2 separate regions of the Homo sapiens genome follow, and region 2 is linked to region 1. A link is a contact called in ENCODE Hi-C data. All regions are on one chromosome and are shown on one strand. Each heading gives the region's core, a stretch centred on a gene start or an enhancer-like site at or near the end of the contact. The rest is flanking DNA. Distances are from core to core; before and after follow the strand shown.

Evidence for each region. Hi-C counts contacts between places; a loop is a spot of excess contacts on that map. Pooled maps may share reads with other maps.
Region 2: a map of CD8-positive, alpha-beta T cell shows a loop between it and region 1 (6-fold over the local background). The contact joins the promoter of COL27A1 here to the promoter of WHRN in region 1. A Hi-C loop is called at or near these places in 2 of 168 maps with a recorded cell type or tissue (CD8-positive, alpha-beta T cell and naive thymus-derived CD4-positive, alpha-beta T cell) and 7 of 50 pooled maps.

The regions. Positions count from the first base shown.
Region 1 is chr9:114,503,502-114,507,764 of GRCh38, forward strand. It overlaps WHRN (whirlin), which reads right to left and starts at 1,972. Exons shown (of 12, transcript NM_015404.4): 1 at 683-1,972. The coding sequence starts at 1,300. RefSeq lists enhancers at 461-1,351, 1,352-2,242 and a silencer at 1,767-2,066.
Region 2 is chr9:114,153,359-114,157,621 of GRCh38, forward strand. It overlaps COL27A1 (collagen type XXVII alpha 1 chain), which reads left to right and starts at 2,179. Exons shown (of 61, transcript NM_032888.4): 1 at 2,179-2,654. The coding sequence starts at 2,593. LOC105376225 (a long non-coding RNA gene) reads right to left here and starts at 910. Exons shown (of 5, transcript XR_930256.3): 1 at 1-910. RefSeq lists an enhancer at 1-507 and silencers at 2,044-2,163, 3,051-3,345.

The sequences.
Region 1 (4,263 bases), core at 722-3,221:
ATGAGGTTATATTTCTCAATTAACAAATGGCAGAAAGGACAAACACTCTCAGGGGCTAGGGAATTTATTTTTTACATTCAGGCAGGAGTCTCATTTCCAAAAAGGTTAGGGACCGCTTATTTGGTCCAGTGGCCCCATTTTCCAAGTGGAGAACAAGAGGTCCTGAGAGGGCAAGTGACTTGCTTCAGGATACACAACCTGGTCCAAAAACAGCAGCGTCAAGCCAGTGCACTGTGGATCACACAAACGGCCTCCTCAGGCCACTTAAGAGCTAACAAAACTGTTTCAGGGAAAAACAAAAAACAAAAAACCACAGAATGGCAGTAGCAAAGGCCACCTAATTATGCCAAGCAGAGATTTTATCTCTTTTAATGCTCATAAGAATCCACAGCCCTATTCACACATTGTAACCACACATTTGCTCAAGTATTTGTTACTATCACCTGCACTAGCTTTTAAGCCTCACAAAGGCAAGGGCCATGTCTGTGCAGAACTACGTTCCCAGTGCCTGAGAGCTATTTGCTCTGTAAGCTATACATTCCTGTTTTAAAGTATTAAAAAAAAAAAAAAAGCCCAGAAAGGCCAAGTGATTCATCTAAGGACACACAGCATGGAGTTACTGAAAAAGCTGTGCCACTCTGTCCATACTCTGCCCCAGACTCTCTCCAAACCACAGCCTTACCTTGACGGCCTCCGCGTGGGTCACCCGGGCCAGGGATTTGTCGTTGACGCGCAGAATCTGGTCCCCGACCCGCAGTCCTTCCTTCTCAGCTAGAGAGCCTGGTTCCACCAGAGACACGTAGATGCCCACGCCGTGCTCCGAGCCCCCACGGATGCTGAAGCCCAAGCCCTCGTGGGCCTTGGCACGCCGCAAACTCACCAGGCGCACCTCCCCTGGCCCCGCGCTGTCGGGGCCGCCCCAGGCGGGCTGCCTGTAGGGGGTGGTGGCGGGCAGGTAGAGGCCCTCGGCCGTGTATTGGTCGAAGAGCAGCTGGTCGGAGCGCGGGATGACCAGACGAAGCATGGGCAGCAGGCGCCGCTTGACCGGACTGTCCAGCAGCACGCGCAGGGTGCGCACCAGGTCGAAGACGTTGCGGCGCGCGTGGTAAGCGTTCAGGCAGTGGGTGAACTGCTCCCGCTCCGCCTCGCTCAGCAGCGCGGTCAGCGCTTGGTGCAGCTGGCGCACGTTGGCAGACAGTAACCGCAGCCCCGCGCCCCCGCCGCCGCCCGCCCCGGCCGCCGAGCCCAGCGAGCCGGTGGAGGACGAGCTCACCGACAGGCCGTCCAGCGGCGCGTTCATCTCCACGCCGAGGCCCGGCCGGGCTCTGAGCGCGCGGGGTGTGGGCGGTGCCGCTGTCCTCGCGGGTACTGGCGCGACAGCTGGATCCCCGGGAGCGCGGAGACGACGGCTGGAGCCTGGGTTTGGGGAGCACGGGTACAGTGGCTGGATCCTAGGGGGTCGCGGAGACCGCTGCTAGAGTCCCGGAGGCGCGAAGACGGCGGGGGTCGCGAACCTGGAATCCGGGGGACGCGGAGACGTCGGCGGGTTCCTGAGAGACACAAGAGTTGGCTGCTGGAGCCCGGAGGTGGCGGAGACTGCTGCTGGAGTCCGGGGGGCGCGGGGTCAGCAGCTACATTCTGGAGGGCACGGAGACGACGGGTGGCTGGAGTTTGGGGGCGCCGCAAAGCTGACCTGACTGCCCCGTCACACCATGCCCGGGGCTCCCCCAGCCGGGCGCCCGTTCCTCTAGGGCTGGGGGACCCCAAAGTCAGAAGTTGGGGCGGAGGGCGCTCTAGTCCCAGAGCACTCCGGGGAGTGGCAGCCGGTGAAGCGGCGCGGGCGTCCGACAAGGGGTGCGGGGCATGTCCGGGGCAGCCCCGGGATGCAGCCGCCCGGGGAGCCTCCGCGCCTCTGCGCCGCCCGGCCGCAAGCCCGGACTTTGCGAACTGTTGAGCCACCCGGGCCGAGTCTTCCAGCGAGTTCCGACGCCGTCTCGTTGCCAGCCCGGCCCGGGCCCCGCCCCCTCGTCCCTCCTCCTGCCCGCCCCCTCCCCACGGGCTCCTCAGGAAATGACGTCCCGCCCGGTGCGCCTGGCCGTTGCCTGGAGACGGGGTGAAACAGTCCAGCCCCAGGGAAGAAAGGGGTGAACGCGGCGGTAGGGGTGGGAGGAGCCCCCGCGTCCCCTACCCCGCCGGCAGAGCCGGGAGCGGGGCTCAGAAACAGCGCTCTTCGGCGGTCGCAGCGAGTGCCGACACCAGGATCGCTTTGGAGTAATTAGCCGGCTAGCTAATTCACAATTCGGGGGGAAATCGTCAAGTTTTTTGTTTGTTTGATTTTTGCTTCCAAAATACTGGGCACTTCAGTCTCGGTTTTCTTCCTTACAATGTGGCGCTCCCCTCCTGCACGCGCCCTGACATGACAAATTCCAGGGTTTATGTGGACGGTCGTTGGCCACCTACTGTGTGCGAGAGACGAATACAAGCATAGACTGCTGTCTGCCGGAGTCAACTCCGTGGCAGGGATGGATCAGGCTGGACCCCTTCCCAGTCTCCATTGCAAGGGAAAAGCCACTTTCAGAAATATTATATAAAGTGTACACCCCACGCTCGCGCACACACGTACAAATGAGCGCATATAAAACTGGTGAAATCTGAGTAAGGTGGGTGGATTTTATCAATGTCAATGTCCTGGTTGCCATCGTGTCAACATCGGGGGAAACTGGGTGAAGGGTACATGGCATGTCTATGTATTATTTCTTAGAACTGCATTTGGATCTACAATCTCAAAATAGAAATTAAAAATATACATATTTGAAGTGGCTTGGAGAAAAATCTCTTCTATGCTCTCCCATCCCTAGGCAAAATGGGAAGATACACCCAGGTGTGCCCTGGAGTCGGTCGTCACCCACCCAATCCCCCAAATAAGATTTAAGTAAAATCCTGTGCTTTTATTCTAATGGGGAGCTTCATAGTGCTACACACACACACACACACATACACACACACACCCTACCTCACACACATCCCTTCCAACCTGAGCTGCCTCTCCTAAGCTACTCTTCTATGTATTTTTCGTAAAAGTCTTCCAGAATTTCCATTGCAGAGCCAGCTGACATCTATCCAGGGTAGGGCAAGATGGAGGATTACCTGGAGGATTTGGTTTGTGGTGGACCCAGAAGGATAGATCATTCATTTATTTATTTATTTATTTATTTATTTATTTATTTATTTATTTGGTCGCTTTTCATTCAACGTTTTTGAAGCATCTGCTCTGTGCTGGGTCATGTGCTGGGTGCTGGAGACCCAGGGGAGAAAGATCAAATAAATAGAGTTAAAAACCAGTGTGATACCTGTTGTAATGGCGAGGGAGCCCAGGTTTAGGAGAGGAGAATATGGTAAGGACTTTACTGAAGAGGCGACACCTGAATGAAGAACCTGTAAGGAAAACGGACTTTCTCCTCTAGACAATGGGGAAGAGTGGAAAGGTTTTCAACACTGCTGACTTAATGCATTGAGGCTAGGAATGGAAGCTGTGTTTTCCCTAAAGATCTTCAATTCTTTACTTCCCTAAAACAGACATAGGTTAAATTAATGCCCAATAAACATATTTAACAGTGTGTCTGAGGAAGATTTTTTAAAAAATAGCCAATTAGGCTACCTTTGGCCATCTGTCTTAAAGCTCTAATCTTAGCAGTTAATGGTGTCTATCCTTATTCCTCCTTTGTAACTGTTGTTGAAGCCTTTCATGCAACTAGACCAAGATGTTTAAGGAAAAAAAATCAATCTTCTCCACCCCAAAAATGTATTAATGACATACCTCAAAATGCCACCAAGCAGGGCTTAATTGTATGCAGTTCAGGTTTCCTGCTAATGTGTTTCATGCTCAGCTCTCACTTAGTTTGTTTTAATTATAATTACTGTGATTGGTTTGATAAATGCATCCCAGGAGCTAAGATCCCCAGTCCCAACATTTTATTTCTGTGCAAAGGATGTTTTCAAGAAGGTGTTTTGCTTTAGGCAGCAGAAACCAGGCTGCATGCAGTCTTAGTAGAAAAAGAAACACTTTCTTCTGCAAACATCAGAGACCGTCTGAAATGCTGTGCTGTTGTTTAATTTCATAGAGGACGGTTTGGGAGGGCAGATGATAGAAAAAGAAATCGTTGGAGTTTCTTCCATCCATCTTACATAACCACCTTAGTATCAGTTTGCACTGTGTCCCCTCAGGCAAGAGGCAGTGTGTAACTGTGCTCAAACCTCCAGAAT
Region 2 (4,263 bases), core at 929-3,428, 350 kb before region 1:
TAGGGTGTGGCACATGCAGAGATGCAGCATACCAGGAGATGCCAAGAAAACTCAGCAACGGAGGTAAATTGCCCAAAGCAGTGCCCCAAACCCCTAAGTAATCAAAATAATATTTTAATTTTTTACTTTTAAAATATTTTTAAAAGTATCAAAATTAATGCAAAACCCCACAATGAACAAAATATCTAAAATGTAAATAAAGACAGGGTCTGCATGGTACCAAGTATGCAACTAAAAAAACATCAGTTATGATTGAAGAGGGAGTTCTCAACCTTAGGGGGCCGTGGACTTCTGAAAACCGGAGGAAAGCCCACGGCCCCTCTCCCCTGAAGAATGCACAAACATGCTCAATTTGTGCACAGTTTGGGGGTGTTCCTGCACTCCCTGGGGTTCGTGCACATGGAAGTTAAGAACTCTGGTTCAACATTGGGGGTGCGGGGGTGGCGGGGGTGGTTCCACGCGCCGGCCAGCAGCCTGCCAGTTCCCCAGTCCCGCGACTGGCCTCCCTCCTGGCAGCCATGGGTGCTCTGCCCTCTGCAGGAAGCAGCGCACAGCTATGCAGCTCCCCCAACCCCCCTACCTCCCCTCTCTCGGCTTGGGACTTTTCCTAAAGTTTGTTGAAACCAGACACCTTGCTCGACCGAGCCCGCGTGCAGCCAGGGTTTAAAAGGCCGCCTTCAGCGCCCCCTCCCCGCCCCCAGCGGAGACTTCAAAAGGCCCGGCGGGCGCCGCCGCCCCAGCACCTATGAGCCGCCCCCAGCTCTCGGAGCCCGCGCCGGAGCCCGTGGACGCAGAGCTGCCGAAGTTCGAGCGCAGGCGGACCGGGTCGGCGGCGCAGTCCCGCGCGCCCATGCCCCTCCCGGTGCCGCTGCGCTCCGCGCGCCCGCGCCCCGTTTAGGGAAGGGGACCTCGCCCCCCGCCCCCGCGCCCACGGCTGCGGGGACCCATGAATACAAATGCCGTTAGGCGCCGGAGGAAGGACCGACCGGCCAGCCTCGCACGTAGGGACCCAGTAAGTGCTTGGGGGCTCCTGGAGCGGTGCGAAGTGTTATATGCCTGTGTGTGCGCGCGCCTAAAGGTGTGCGCGTATGGGGAGGTGGGTACACGCGTGAGGAGTGAATGCGTGTGTGCACATGTGCGGTGGGCACTCTCGGAGAACTGTGTGCAAGTGAGGGTGTGCGCGCGTGTGTCCACCCGGGGTGTGTACATGTGTGGGGGCGATATGGCCAGGATAGCGTGCATTTGTGCCTGTGTAAGCATCCGTGTGCATGCTTCTGCGAGTGTAGAGTATCAGCGTGCGCCTGAGCCCAGATATCTGAGGATGCGTTTCGTGTGAACCTAGGAAGGGTGCGTGGCTGTCCCAGAATGGGACCGTGTGTGAGCGTGTGTCTGAGTTTGGGGAAAGGGTGGATACGTGTGGGAGTGTGTGTGTGCACCGGTGAATAAGTGTAACTTTGCTCGTGAACGAGTGGCAAGAGGTGGTAGAGGCGGAGGGAGCTGTGGTCCCAGGGCTGGACTGGAGTTTTGGGTGTGAGAATTTGCCCGGGGGCCAAGGTGTGCAGCTCTTAGCTCCCGGATGGGATCCGAGGGAGTTTTTGTCGATTCTGGGGAGGTGCGTGGTTAGTGGTGGTGGTGGGGTGCGGTTAGATTCCAATTGCTGACAGAAGGGAGAGAGAGGGTGGCAAACCCTTAACAAGCCCACCCTATATGTTCTCCAGGGCGCTCCGAGTCTGGGAGCGCAAACTTTTGGTGGGCGGTGGGGATCACGATACTGGTTGTCGTGGGCGTCTGGACACCAAGTTCTGGTCCTAGCTCCGTCCCTGAAACTGTGGGTTTCTTCCAGGAGTAGAATTTGGCCCTTCTCCCCTACCCCAACCCCCCATTGGAGGACCCCCAGCCTCACCAGTCAGAAGTTCCTAATCTCAGAACGGTGATCAAATCACCGTGAAGCCCTGGGCAGCCCCTTCCTCTCTGTGAATCTGTTTCCCCATCTATACAAGGAGGAGGGGGGCGGGTGTCCCATCGGGGCTGTAGTGGGCCAGCTGAGGCTGTACCCTTGGCTCCGGCCGGCAGGGGGCAGCAGGGGGCAGCAGAGGGCGGCCGGGAGCGGGGAGGAGGGAAGGTGGAGAGCCACCGCGGGCCGAGACTTTAAATCGCCTTCATTTCCCCCAAATCCTTCCTTTTCCTCTCCTCCCCCAGGCCGGCGGGGAGGCAGCTTCCACCGCCCTCCGCGCGCCCTCACCCGGCCTTGCTCTGCCTCCGGGGACCGCCAGCAGCCCGCCTCCAAAAGTTTGATCATCTCTCTCTCTCTTTTTCTTGCTTCTTCTTCCTTTTTGGTGGAAGCAGAAAAGGACCGAGGCAGGGGCGAGCGCGGCGCCCGGACTCCTGGGACCATGGGCCTGGCGCGGGCGCCCGCGGGGCCCCAGCCGCGCTGCCTGCCTGCTCGGGCGCCCCTGGGCGCGGGGCTGCGCTGGGGGCGCGGGGGCCGCGCGCTCTAAGCCGGCCTGGCGCGGCGGGGCGGGGGGCTGGCGGCCCCATGGGGCGCGCCCACACTTGCCCCCCGGGCTCGGGAGCATGAAGTAGGGGCCTGCCATGGGAGCGGGATCGGCGCGGGGGGCCCGAGGCACAGCGGCGGCGGCGGCGGCGCGCGGGGGGTGAGTACGAACTCGGGGACGCCCCCTCCCTAGCTTCCTGCTGCTCCAATCTCGGGGAGGGCCGGGGTTCCCCGCCATGCGGTCGCTTCCAGCGGAACGTCAGCTTCCTGCCCCTTCCTGCGCCCCCGCGAGGCGGGACGCCAAGGGTTAATAGGGGCTGCGCCCCCGGCCGGGCGAGAGTTGGCGAACGCTGCCCGCCCTGCCGCGCCTGGCCCGGCTGCCCGATCCCGTTGGGGCGGGGGCAGAGCCAGCCCGGGGGTCGGGGGTGGGGGTGGGTGGTGGCGCCTGGAGCGGCCGGCGGGGTGCGGAGGGGGGCTTTTTGGATGCTTGGGGGAGGAGGGGGGTCTCCGTTTGGGGCCGTCTCGGTGTGTTCCGGTGTCTCAGTGTCTGCAGGTCCCAAGCCTGTACGTCTCCGTTTCTATCTGTTCTTGTGAAATTGTCCGCAAGTTTCTAGGTCACCAGGTCTCGGGTTCTGCTCCTGTCTCCGTGTCTGTGTGGCTCTGCACGTCCCCGCGTTTCTGGAAATCTCCGCGTGTTTGTGTTAGTCGGCCTGGGTCTGTGTGTCTGTGTTTCCTGCTTCTCGGTTCCTGTCCCTTTCACGTGTGTAAGAGAGAAAAAGTGAGAGCCAGCATGTCAGAGCAGAAAGGGCCCTGGGCGATCACTGTGCGGAACCCCTCAGTGTACAGATCGGGAGACAGGGCCGGAGAGGGGCAGGGACTCTCCCAGGAGCGGCTGCGCGGAGCTGGGGCCCAGAGGCTGGGATTCCCAGCGTGTGGAGTAGGAGTTGTAAGAGAGAGTGAGCCTGTGCTGGAGCCGGCGCAGCGTGTGGGTGTGTGTGGGAGCCAGCAGCATGCAAGCAGCCCGTTGGGGCCTGTGGACGGCGCTCCTCTCTTTCCATCCTGCCCCCAGGACACCAGGACACTCCCCAGAGGCTGTTAGGGCTGTAGCTGGGCCCTGCCCCCTTTGAGCTGGAGTCCGCGGGATGACACCCCCTCCTTTCTTCCCCATGTCTTGGAAAAAGCTGGCTGTTTGCGATTCCCCCGCCCCGCACCCCCTCACCACAACACACACACACACACACACACACACACATACGCGCGCGCGGCACCAGTGAGCACACTGCTGACTCATTTTCTCCAGAAGACCCTGCGCCAGGGTAGATGCCAGCAGTTGGGCAGAAAAGTGGTGCCAGGCGAGCACCCCATGGTGGGGCTCCAGCTGTGGGCAAGTGGGCAGTCAACACTGCTCGGAGGCCCAGTCTCTGCCTTCTCCTGCCTCCCTGCCTCCCTTGACATCACGTTGTCCTGCATCATGTGCGCTCTGGCGCCAGCATACCTCTGCTCTCCAGCATGCCTCTGCTCTCCAGCATGCCTCTGCTCCTGGACCCTTCTGGCCGGACCAAACTCCATGTCATGTCTATGGACACATCCCTGGCCTCTGCCTCCTTCTGTTTCCTCCCTGTACTCAGAACATTCTCCCTCTCCTGTGCCTCCACCAGCGCTGCGGACCCTCAGCAGCCAGCAGCCTCCTGGTGGTCTCTGTCCCTTTCTGAGCACACTCCCCTGTTCTTTGTTGGCATTTTCTCTCCTCCATCTCTGTCCAGGGACCC